3 separate regions of the Homo sapiens genome follow, and all the other regions are linked to region 2. The links are chromatin contacts, found by Hi-C in ENCODE. All regions are on one chromosome and are shown on one strand. The core of a region is the stretch at or near the end of the contact, and the rest is flanking DNA. Distances in the headings are between cores, read along the strand shown.

Region 1 (3,293 bases), core at 311-2,810, 160 kb after region 2:
GTAATTTCTTCTTAACAACTCCTGTATCAGCGCCACTGCAACTCCAGCTTGGACAACAGGCTGGAGACCCTGTCTCCAAAAATGAAAAAACAAAACAAGAGTCCAATATGGAAGTCAGTCAGGGGGCCTGAATTCTTAGACTCAAATGTGCTTCTGACAGACACGCTGGGTGAGTCTGGTCAACCCACTTACCCTCTCTGGGTTTCAATTTTCTCATTAGACTGCCTTTTGTCTACATTTTCTTCCACTGAGTCTATTTGACACCACAGGTAATAAGTGTGAACTGCCTGTATTGGTTTTTGTTGTTGTTGTTGTTGTTTTGAGACGGAGTCTCGCTCTGCCGCCCAGGCTGGAGTGCAGTCGTGCGATCTCGGCTCGCTGCAAGCTCTGCCTCCCGGGTTCACGCCATTCTCCTGCTTCAGCCTCCCGAGTAGCTGGGATTATAGGCACCCGCCATCACGCCCGGCTAATTTTTTTGTAATTTTAGTAGAGACGGGGTTTCACTAGTTAGCCAGGATGGTCTCGATCTCCTGACCTCGTGATCCGCCCTCCTCGGCCTCCCAAAGTGCTGGGATTACAGGCGTGAGCCACCGTGCCGGGCCAACTGCCTGTATTGTTGACTGCTGTACCTCCAGCAACTAGAATGAGGTTTAGTACATAGAAGATGTTTAATTCTGTTGAAAGGGCAAATTCCTTAGTGGTGTGCTCTGAGGTTTTATATGTGTGGCTTTTGCTTTTAGCATAACTTTGAGTAACAGTGGAGAGGAGAAAATAAAGATCAGGATCAGTTTCTTGGACAAGAGAACGTCCTTGCCTAAAAACCAAAACCAAACAGTTCAAAAAAAAAAAAACTATTGCAAAGCCCTCACTGGGTCTTGTTCTGCTTCAGAAATCTTGCAAGCCCTGCAGTGCGCCTGCTGGGAAGGTTATACAAAGCAGAGCCCACTCACAGAGGCCCAGAGTCGAATCATTGGCCCCCTCCCCCTTTGCATTCCTTGCCTTCCTCTTTTACTGTCGCTGAAACCTGCCCTATAAATCAGATTTAATTATCTATAAAATTTGGTGTAGAAAAGGATTTACTCATTAAAAATGTTCATCAACTTGCTACCCACGTTCCAGACTAATAGAAGCGGAAAAGGAACACCATGGAAACACCAGACGGGCTGGAGAGATAAGCAAGCTTTGAAATACCTGAACCTCGGTTAAATAGCAAGTTCCAGTTTCTGTATTTGCCTTCTAAAATATCATGTCAGGAATAAGTAAATGTCACCAAATAATCAACCTGTTTCGCTATCTTTTCTTTTTTGGTTACTTGCTTCAACAGGTTTTTAAAAATGGGTTTTCTTAGTTTACCTCCTTTGCCTGTGTGATACCCAAGATATTCTCCCCAGTGGTGTGTGTGTTTGCAAAATGTCATAATCCTCTCTACAGCCAAACACAACGGCTCGCATTTAGTCACAGAGTGAGGAGCAGTTAATTAATGAGAGCCAAGGGAGGCAGTGAGGAAACATTGGAGAAAAACGTAGCCAGAGGAAGATCAGAGGGGAAATGTCTGAAGTCAGTCCAAGATAAATCTTCAGTCCTTAGGGAAAGCCCTGGGGTAGATGATGTGGGCTGCCAACCAAGTTGGATTTTGTGTGTGTATGTGTGTGTGTGTGTGTGTGTGTAGCAGGGGGAGCAGTTGTTTGTTCTTTTTGTTTGTTTGTTAAAGTGTGGAAGCAGGGACTGTAGGAACTTGGGGAGAAAGAATGTTAGAGTAGCTTCAACAAGGCAAAGCTTCTATCTAAAATTGCACATTAATTTCCATGAAACTCTTCATTCGTGAAAAGGCAAAGATCTAAAACTTTTTCTCCTTTCTAGCACATGACAGGATTTTTGTCGTGACTTTCCTAAATTCTCACTGTGCCAAGCAAGCAAGAAAGTGCCCACAGGAGTGGGAGGGAAAAGACACATGGGATGGCAGCAAGGAAACCTGCCTAGAGGAGCCAGCCATCCCGTCTGTCCCCTCACTTCCTTCCAGAGAGAACGTCTTTCCTTGACAGCGCCTGCCTCCTGTCATTTCATCCCAACACTTTGCCCAGCCCGGGAAATCTGGATTTTCTTTTTAAAGAAAGATGTCTAGAGAGAAAAATAGAAAATGAACAGCCAATAGAAAGTGCAACAGAGCTTGTTGATTTGGTTCTGTCAGATGCCCCAAGTGTTCGTGGTAAGGCCCATTTTTTATTTCTAGAGACTTGTTTCATTTCACTTGCTGTATTCTTCTTTCTTCTGTGTGCCTTACTGTATATGTTCTTTTGTTGTTTGTCCCTAGGACCTCTTTCTGAGCCTTCCATTCGTGATTTATCTAATCTCATGAATTCACCAAAACTGACCCAAATTAGGGGTTGTGCATGTTTTAACTAAGTTTGGGGAAAACAGGTTGCTCCAATTGCTATCCAGTCATTAATAGGATGGGTTCTTGTTCTCAGCTCACATAAGATCTTTGAAGACTCATGCTCTTAGCTGGGCGCAGTGGCTCACTACTATAATCCCAGCACTTTGGGAGGCTGAGGCGGGTGGATCACTTGAGGTCAGGAGTTCGAGACCAGCCTGGCCAACATGGTGAAATCTCATCTCTACTAAAAATACAAAAAAAAAATTAGCCAGGCATGGCAGTACATGCTTGTAATCCCAGCTACTCGGGAGGTTGAGGCACGAGAATCACTTGAACTCAGGAGGCAGAGGTTGCAATGAGCCAGTGAGCCAAGATCACACTACTGCACTCCAGCCTGGGCAACAGAGTGAGACTCAAGAAAGCCAAAAAAAAAAAAAAAAAAGACACATTCTTGACCATACAACTGTAAGATTTCACAGATACACCACCCAGACTGATGGTCTGACTGAGTAAGGAGGCTTGGTCTTGGCCCAGTGTTTGCCCCAGGAGACTGTGGGGTTAAAAAAAAATAAATTATATGATAGGTTGTGCTTTGTGATATTCCCCCTGAGCCATTGTTTTGTTAATACACAGCAACTATTTACATATATGACTCACCTAGACTGAGCAGCTCATAGACAGGCATCTTGTCTTATTCACAAACTCTAAGACAGTGCCTAGCCTGTAGAGGGATTTCAATAATTTTAAATGAACGAATAAACAAATAGCCTTTTCAATGTTAGAGCTACAGAACCATCTGATTCAAACACAAAAGCAAAAATTTTTAAACCTGTAGCAGTTTGACCTTTTGAGTTTACCCTTTTACTAAGACTATAAGACACCATGAGCGATGGCCCTGGTATTTTCCATGAGCACTGTG
Region 2 (3,366 bases), core at 434-2,933:
TTTGGTTAATCACCCTTGAAACTTATTTTCCATAATCCCTCAGAGCCAATCAGCCAGTATCAAGTCTATGCCCTCTCTGAAATGCACCTGAAATCAGATCCTTCTTATTCTTTCCCCACTACCATTATGGCTATCCCCTTAGTCCATGCTTCTATTTTTCTCCTGCCTGACCCTGGTAATAGACCCCTCTCTGATCTCTCTACCAGTAATCTCCCCACACTAATTTATTATATATGCTCCTACCAGAGTTATATTTATAAAAGAATGTTTTGATGACATCTGTCTCTTGCTTAAAAATGCATTCAGTGACATTCCCCTATTCATTAAAACTCAGTTCCTTGTCAGGGCCCGCAAGGCCTAAATGACCTGATTCCAACTTCCCTTACCAGCCCTTTCTCCCTCCTCTTCTACTCTAACACTACTAAATTCCTCTTAAGAACCTGATTGTATAATTTCTATGTCCTTACATATATACGTCATTTTTTTTGCTTTCACTTCCCTCTCTGCCTTACATTCTTCAACTTACGCCTTGAAATGAGCTTAAATATTCTGTCCTCCATGAATCCTTTCCTAACCACTTAGGCATGGTTAATTAGTCCTGTGTCAGGATTATAATATCACTTTGGCATTGGACTGGGGATAGCAGCTGGAGCTTAAGCTGTGTTCATGGTGGGATCCAGCTATATCCAGGCAAGGCTGGCAGCCTGGAGCGGAAAGATCTGTAGAAGCTATTTGCACTAGGAACGAGGGGCCTTGAAAGTATCAGGCCCAGACACTGACCAGAACCAGTTTTGTGAGAAGAAATGTTTTATGCACAAATGGGGTCTGTTCCTCAAATATTTCCCCGGGTCCACAATAGCCCTAAACTCCTATCTGAATCCTTGGGAATGAGGGCTGCAAAAAATATATATACTAAAAAACTATCTCATTGGGAGCTCAGTGGGCCACTAAAAACAGGAGCACAGATTGTTTGGGCACAGCCATGAAAAGCAAAAGGCACTTTCCTTAGGTTCATATAGAAGTAGTTTCATTACTGTTTGGATTCATTGAACTAGCTCTAGAAAGCTTGATGCAGCTTTAGAAATGGTCATGCTAGAAATGTTCATTGTCTGCCCCTCTGTGGGGGAAGTGAGGAGGGAAGAAGGGTTAGGCTGCAGAAACTCATCCCTGTGGCTATGGGACAAGAAGAGGTTTTAGCAGCAGGCATCCCAAAAGGGAAATAAAGCAAGATAAAAAAAAATGTGGAGATTGCCACATTTTAGTTCAAAAAACCATATTAATGAACCCAAATGAAATACACCTTAGAGACCTTCATCCATTCATTTACCACTTGTTCATGAGGGTCTACTCTGTGACTACATCCTACCAGGTCCCAAGGACATGGCAGAGAATAAGACAGACATAGGAAGGTGAAGGTAGATCATAAACCAGCCCACAAATAAAAACCAAAGGGCGTTTTAGGTATCCATGAGTTTAATAAAAAATTAAACACGTTGATGTGATTGAGAGCTGGAGTCAGTGTAGGTCTCACTGAGAAGATGCTACTAGAGCTGAGATTTGAAAAGCAAAAAAGAATCAGCCTTATGAAGATCCTGAGGGAAGAACATTCCAGGTAGCATTAACAGCAAGGGCACAGGCCTGAAGATCATAATAAGCTTGGCATTTCAAAAACCCAAGAGAAGGTCATAGGGGAAACCACAGTGTGTGAGCAAGTGAAAGAGTGGTAGAGGGTGATTCATGAAGATGAGTAGGCATTGAGTCATGGAGAAACTGTTAAACCACATCAGGCATTTGGACTTTATTCTGTGTGCAATAGGAAACTACTAGAAGGTTTTAGCTAGGAATTGCCATGATCTGAATTTTGTTTTTGTGGCTTCACCATAGTTGTTCTGTAGAGCCTGGAATGTGGAGGGAAGTGGCAGCAGAAGGGGAAGTGGAGAGATCAGTCTAGAGACTATGGCAGCACTTCAGGAAAATGATGGTGGGTGCTGAGACAAAGATAGCAGCACTGGAAACAGAAAAATACTTAGTTGACTTGGGACATACTTTGCAAATAACAGTAGACAGGATTTGCTGACATGTTGGATGTTGGGGTGGAGAAAAGAACAGAATTAAAAAGACTGCATGGGGCCGGGCACAATGGCTCACACCTGTAATCCCAGCACTTTGGGAGGCTGAGGTGGGCAGATCACTTGAGATCAGGAGTTTAAGACAAGCCTGGCTAACATAGTGAAACCCCATCTCTACTAAAAATACAAAACTTAGCTAGGTATGGTGGCTGGCACCTGTAATCCCAGCTACTCGGGAGGTTGAGGCAGGAGAATCACTTGAACCTGGGAGGCGGAGGTTGCAGTGAGCCGAGATCGTGCCATTGCACTCCAGCTTGGGTGACAGAATCCACCTCAAAAGAAAAAACAAAACAAAACAGAAACAGAAACAAACAAAAACAAATGAACAAACAAAACACTGCATGGTTTCTAGCTGAAGCAACACTTAGAGAAATGGCTAATTATTGAAAAGGGGAGAGAACTGGGAATAGGTTCAGGGAGAGGGCTATTTATTTTGTGACCTTTCAGAAATTCAGAGGAGATGTCAGGTAGGCAATTGGATTAAAAAACAGTCTGGAGGTCGGGAGAGAGGTCATGGCTACAGAGTTAAGTTCAGAAGCCATCAGAATATCAGTAATGGAAACAGTCCCAGAAATAAGTGAGGGAGATCTGGAGAAGCAAACGAAGGTTTCACAATCTCACGGAGTGTTATTTGCAAGATAATATTAATGATTTTTAGAGAGACTTAAGGGGATGCTTATCAAGAATGGCGTGAACTGTATAAGGCACCGAGCTTAAATAACAGAGATCTAAAGCCAGAAAAAAACTTGTCAAATCTGCACTTATCTTTTTTCTTCCTATAACTTCTCTAATCTGTGATTTTATAACTCCTGAATATCCTCCATGCCTTTCCTTGAAGATGCTGCTGTCATCTGCATTCCCTTTCACTTTCAGACTTCTGTGGCATCTCCTTTTGTGATTACAGTAATATCATCAGGATAGAGTTGAAAAAACTAGAATTTATTTATTTAATGAGTAATATTTGTGTGATTTGAGAAAGATATATGTAAAATGATGAAGTGTCATATTAGTGAGCTATTAGGTTGCTGCAAAACTAATTGCAGTTTTTGCCATTACTTTCAATGTGGAATTGGACAATAAGCAATTAAAAGTAATGGCAAAAACTGCAATTACTTTTGTGCCAGCCTAGTTTCTAGAATTAAAAAAAAGGTAAGGCAAAATTTTAGTAATCAAAAATTATCCTTGAAAATCTTCCAAATTGTCCATCTAAAGCAGAAACCTTTGTATATCAACCCTA
Region 3 (3,351 bases), core at 562-3,061, 200 kb after region 2:
CATATTTGTTTTCTGTTTCAATATTTGAAATCTTAGAGGACCTGTTTCTGCTTTATCTAATTTCTGAATATCTCATGCATGATGACATGTTTCCTTTTGTACTTAATGGTTTTTTTTTTTTTTCAATTGAAAAATGCTAAAGCTACTGGTGGATATACTTTGAAGTCTGGGCTGAAAGCGCATTCTCCTCCGGAGATAATCTGCATTTTCTTATGCCAAGTGTGTAGAGATACTTCATGTTTGCAAGTGTTTTGGACCGCTCATGTGGGCTACCAATCCATTTGAGGGCTGGCTAGTGGTTAAAACTTCTCAGAGGCAATTTGTTTTCCCCCTTCATCTGATTAGCTTGATAATGAATGTCCACTCAGTCTCCAATGGCAGGATGAAAAGGAGATATTCCTTCTGATTGCACTGAGGATGTTGCTCCCGGACTTTTTTTATGGGGAGATTGTCTCTTTTTAGGCTTCCTGCCTGTATGAGCCTGAGGCTTAGTCAGCCATTGCCCAGGCCCAGGAGGCAACACAGTTCAAAGCTGAATGTCATCAACTTTAGCAAATGACCTCAAGATAAAAGTGGCATCAATGTTTAAATAACTTTTATTTAGACTTTATTCTAATGAATTATTACTATTTTGTCAGCAATTTCATGCATTTAAGATTTTATGTGTTTTATATACATATATGAATTGTCCATATATTATTCATATATATACATGTATATAAAAGATACACACACACACACACACACACACAGTGGCGTGCTAGAGCTGGCTTATGCTGGATCCTGAGATTGAATTGTTAACATTTCTATCCAAATGTGCATTCAGTGATGTCATCTTTGAACCTTAAAATCAGCTATAGAGAGAGAATTTACACCATAATATTCAACAGCAACAACAACAAATTAAGGCTTTTTTGTTTCTAGAAATCTGATTAAGCGTTTGACCCAAACAGCAATACACATATACAGTCCCATGTTTTCACTTGCATTCTTCAGGAGGATTAGTCTGGCTACCTAATAAATGAAACTCTTTTCTCTCTCTTCTCTCTATTGCAGATTTTGCTTTCCCTAGGGATTCATTGTTTATACTCAAGACACATGCCGATTTGCTTTCGCTTTTTTTTGTTCTTCATACAACCGTGAATAAATGTTCCAAATAATTTAACTTCAGATCAAGACTATCCTTTTGGTGCTCCAATAATTTAACTATAGACCTCAGAAATACCCTGCAAAGTTGTTATTGTTATTTCTCTATTTTATAGATGAAGAAACTGAAGCCCAGAAAGATTATGTAACTTGATGAAGTTTACATACCTAGAAAGGGCTAGAACTGAGCTCCAAATGCAGATCTATCTAATTCTAAAGCCATGCTGCCTCAACTGACTGTATCTTTTCAATTAGTCAAATGGAGTGGTCTCCCAAAATTATTTCCTTCCTTAGTCATCCTTTCCTCCTTTGTAGTCTTTATAATAGCTACCATTTCTTTCCTTCAGTTATAAAAGGATCAGTTCTCAAAATATGTTCATGCAAAATAAAAGGGAAGTGGGGAACTGAACCTTCTTTTTCTGGTGATAAAATATTTCTGGATACTAAGTTATAAAGTAGCTTGATAATTGTTGTGAAATCAGGAATACATTCATTGATCTTTGTCTCTGTTTCTGGCACCAGGTTCCTAAAACTCATGGAATTTCCTAAGTGGTAAGAGAGTCTTTTGTTATTCATAAGGAGTCTCTTTCAATCACACCTAAGTTTATGCTAATGAGGTGACTTAGGGCGGGAATCCTAGGTAGCATCAAGGTGGTGCTAGCCACTAGAAAGACCAAACCATTAGAGAGAAGTGAAACTGCTCCTATAAACTTTACAGAATTAATCAGGGAAGAAGGGAGGGAGAGAAAGAAAACAAACCAAGCTTGCAGCACACTAAGCATTAATCACTAGGCCAGCTGGCTCACTGACCTGCTTCCTCATGGTTGTTTGGTGACTGTTTCATCAGAATCATGTAGACCCTGTCACAGGATCATAGTTCCCCTTGACTGCTCTATTATAACAACCTGAACATTGTGAAACTTTAAGTTTTGCCTTTGCAATATTTTTTCAATCCTGCATACCAGTGAAACTACTGATGCCCGCTGGTCTGAAGAATTCCCCAAGAAGCTGACTCACGAAAAAACGCATTTTCTACATCCAGATGATTTCATCCCCCTTACCTAACTAATCAACAACTCCAATTTTCTAGCCCCTCACCCACCATGGTCCTCTTAAAAGTCCTGGCCCAGAACTCCTCAGGGGGACAGATTTCAGGGTCTCCTCCCATCTCCTCACTCAGCACCATGCAATTATTAAATCCTTTCTCTGCTGCAAAGCCTGCTATCTCAGTGTAATTGGTCTGTTACTGCAGGGGTCATACAAACCTATGGATCCTATAACAATAGGAATTTTCAGACCTACACCTGACCTCCAGGGAAAGGAGGGGCTGAAGATTGAGTGCTATAAAAGCTCTTAAACAAGAAGGTTAGGAGAGCTTCCAGGTTGGTGAACATACTAAGGTGCCCAGAAAGGTCATGAAATCTCTGTACCACTTCTCCTGTCATATTTTGCCTTCTGCCTCACTTTCATTTGGCTGTTCTTGAGTTATATCCTTTATAATAAGCCAGAAAATGTGGATAAAGTATTTTTTCTAGGTTCTGTGACCCATTCTAATAATTATCAAACATGAGGAGAAGGTCATTGGAACCGCCAATTTATAGTCAGTCAATAAGAAGTGCAGGTGGTTCAAGACTTGCAGCTGGCATCTCTAGTAGGGTGGTCTTGTAAGACTGAGCTGCTTCAATTTGTGGGATCTGGAGCTAGCTCTAGGTAGATAGTAACAGAATTGAATTGAATTATTAGACACCCAGTTGATGTTTAAAATATTAGAAGACTAGTTGTTGGTGTCAACAAGCGTCCTAGAATTTTGAATGCTGTATTCTTTTTTTTTCCTTTATCTTTCTTTTTTTTTTTTTTTTTTCTGAGATGGGGTTTCACTCAGTTACCAAAGCTGGAGTGCAGAGGCATGATCATAGCTCACTATTACCTCAAACTCCAGGGCTCAAGGGATCCTCCCACCTCAGCCTCCCAAGTAGACACTACCATGTCTGACTAATTTTTTTTTTTTTTGAAGCAGAGTCTCACTCTGTCGCCCAGGCTGGAGTGCACTGGTGTGATCTCCACTCACTGCAACCTCCGCCTCTCAGGTTCAAGCGATTCTCCTGCCTCAGCCTCCCGAGTAGCTGGGATTACAGGTGCGTGCCACCATGCCTGGCTAATTTTTGTATTTTTAGTAGAGACAGGGTTTCACCATGTTGGTCAGGC

Evidence for each region. Hi-C counts contacts between places; a loop is a spot of excess contacts on that map. Pooled maps may share reads with other maps.
Region 1: a loop to region 2 is called in a map with no recorded cell type, with 2.1 times the contacts of the local background. The contact joins two enhancer-like sites. A Hi-C loop is called at or near these places in 2 of 37 single-sample maps with no recorded cell type and 1 of 50 pooled maps.
Region 3: a loop to region 2 is called in a map of mammary epithelial cell, with 2.2 times the contacts of the local background. The contact joins two enhancer-like sites. A Hi-C loop is called at or near these places in 2 of 168 maps with a recorded cell type or tissue (MCF 10A and mammary epithelial cell) and 4 of 50 pooled maps.

Annotation. Positions count from the first base shown.
Region 1 is chr1:96,519,216-96,522,508 of GRCh38, forward strand. It overlaps LOC105378866 (a long non-coding RNA gene), which reads left to right. Exons shown (of 3, transcript XR_947618.2): 2 at 1,861-2,206. Among named protein-coding and RNA genes, the nearest start is that of LINC01787, 150 kb to the left of the region's middle. Within about 2 kb of position 1,561, at least 2 of the 41 ENCODE cell types and tissues checked have a DNase peak (open chromatin) inside an H3K27ac peak, as active enhancers do.
Region 2 is chr1:96,361,033-96,364,398 of GRCh38, forward strand. The region is part of intron 1 of LINC01787 (long intergenic non-protein coding RNA 1787); the gene reads right to left. Among named protein-coding and RNA genes, the nearest start is that of LINC01787, 11 kb to the right of the region's middle. RefSeq lists an enhancer at 1,703-2,902. Within about 2 kb of position 1,684, at least 3 of the 41 ENCODE cell types and tissues checked have a DNase peak (open chromatin) inside an H3K27ac peak, as active enhancers do; they include mammary epithelial cell, where a contact is called at or near this core.
Region 3 is chr1:96,558,345-96,561,695 of GRCh38, forward strand. No RefSeq gene overlaps it. Among named protein-coding and RNA genes, the nearest start is that of PTBP2, 160 kb to the right of the region's middle. Within about 2 kb of position 1,812, at least 6 of the 41 ENCODE cell types and tissues checked have a DNase peak (open chromatin) inside an H3K27ac peak, as active enhancers do; they include mammary epithelial cell, where a contact is called at or near this core.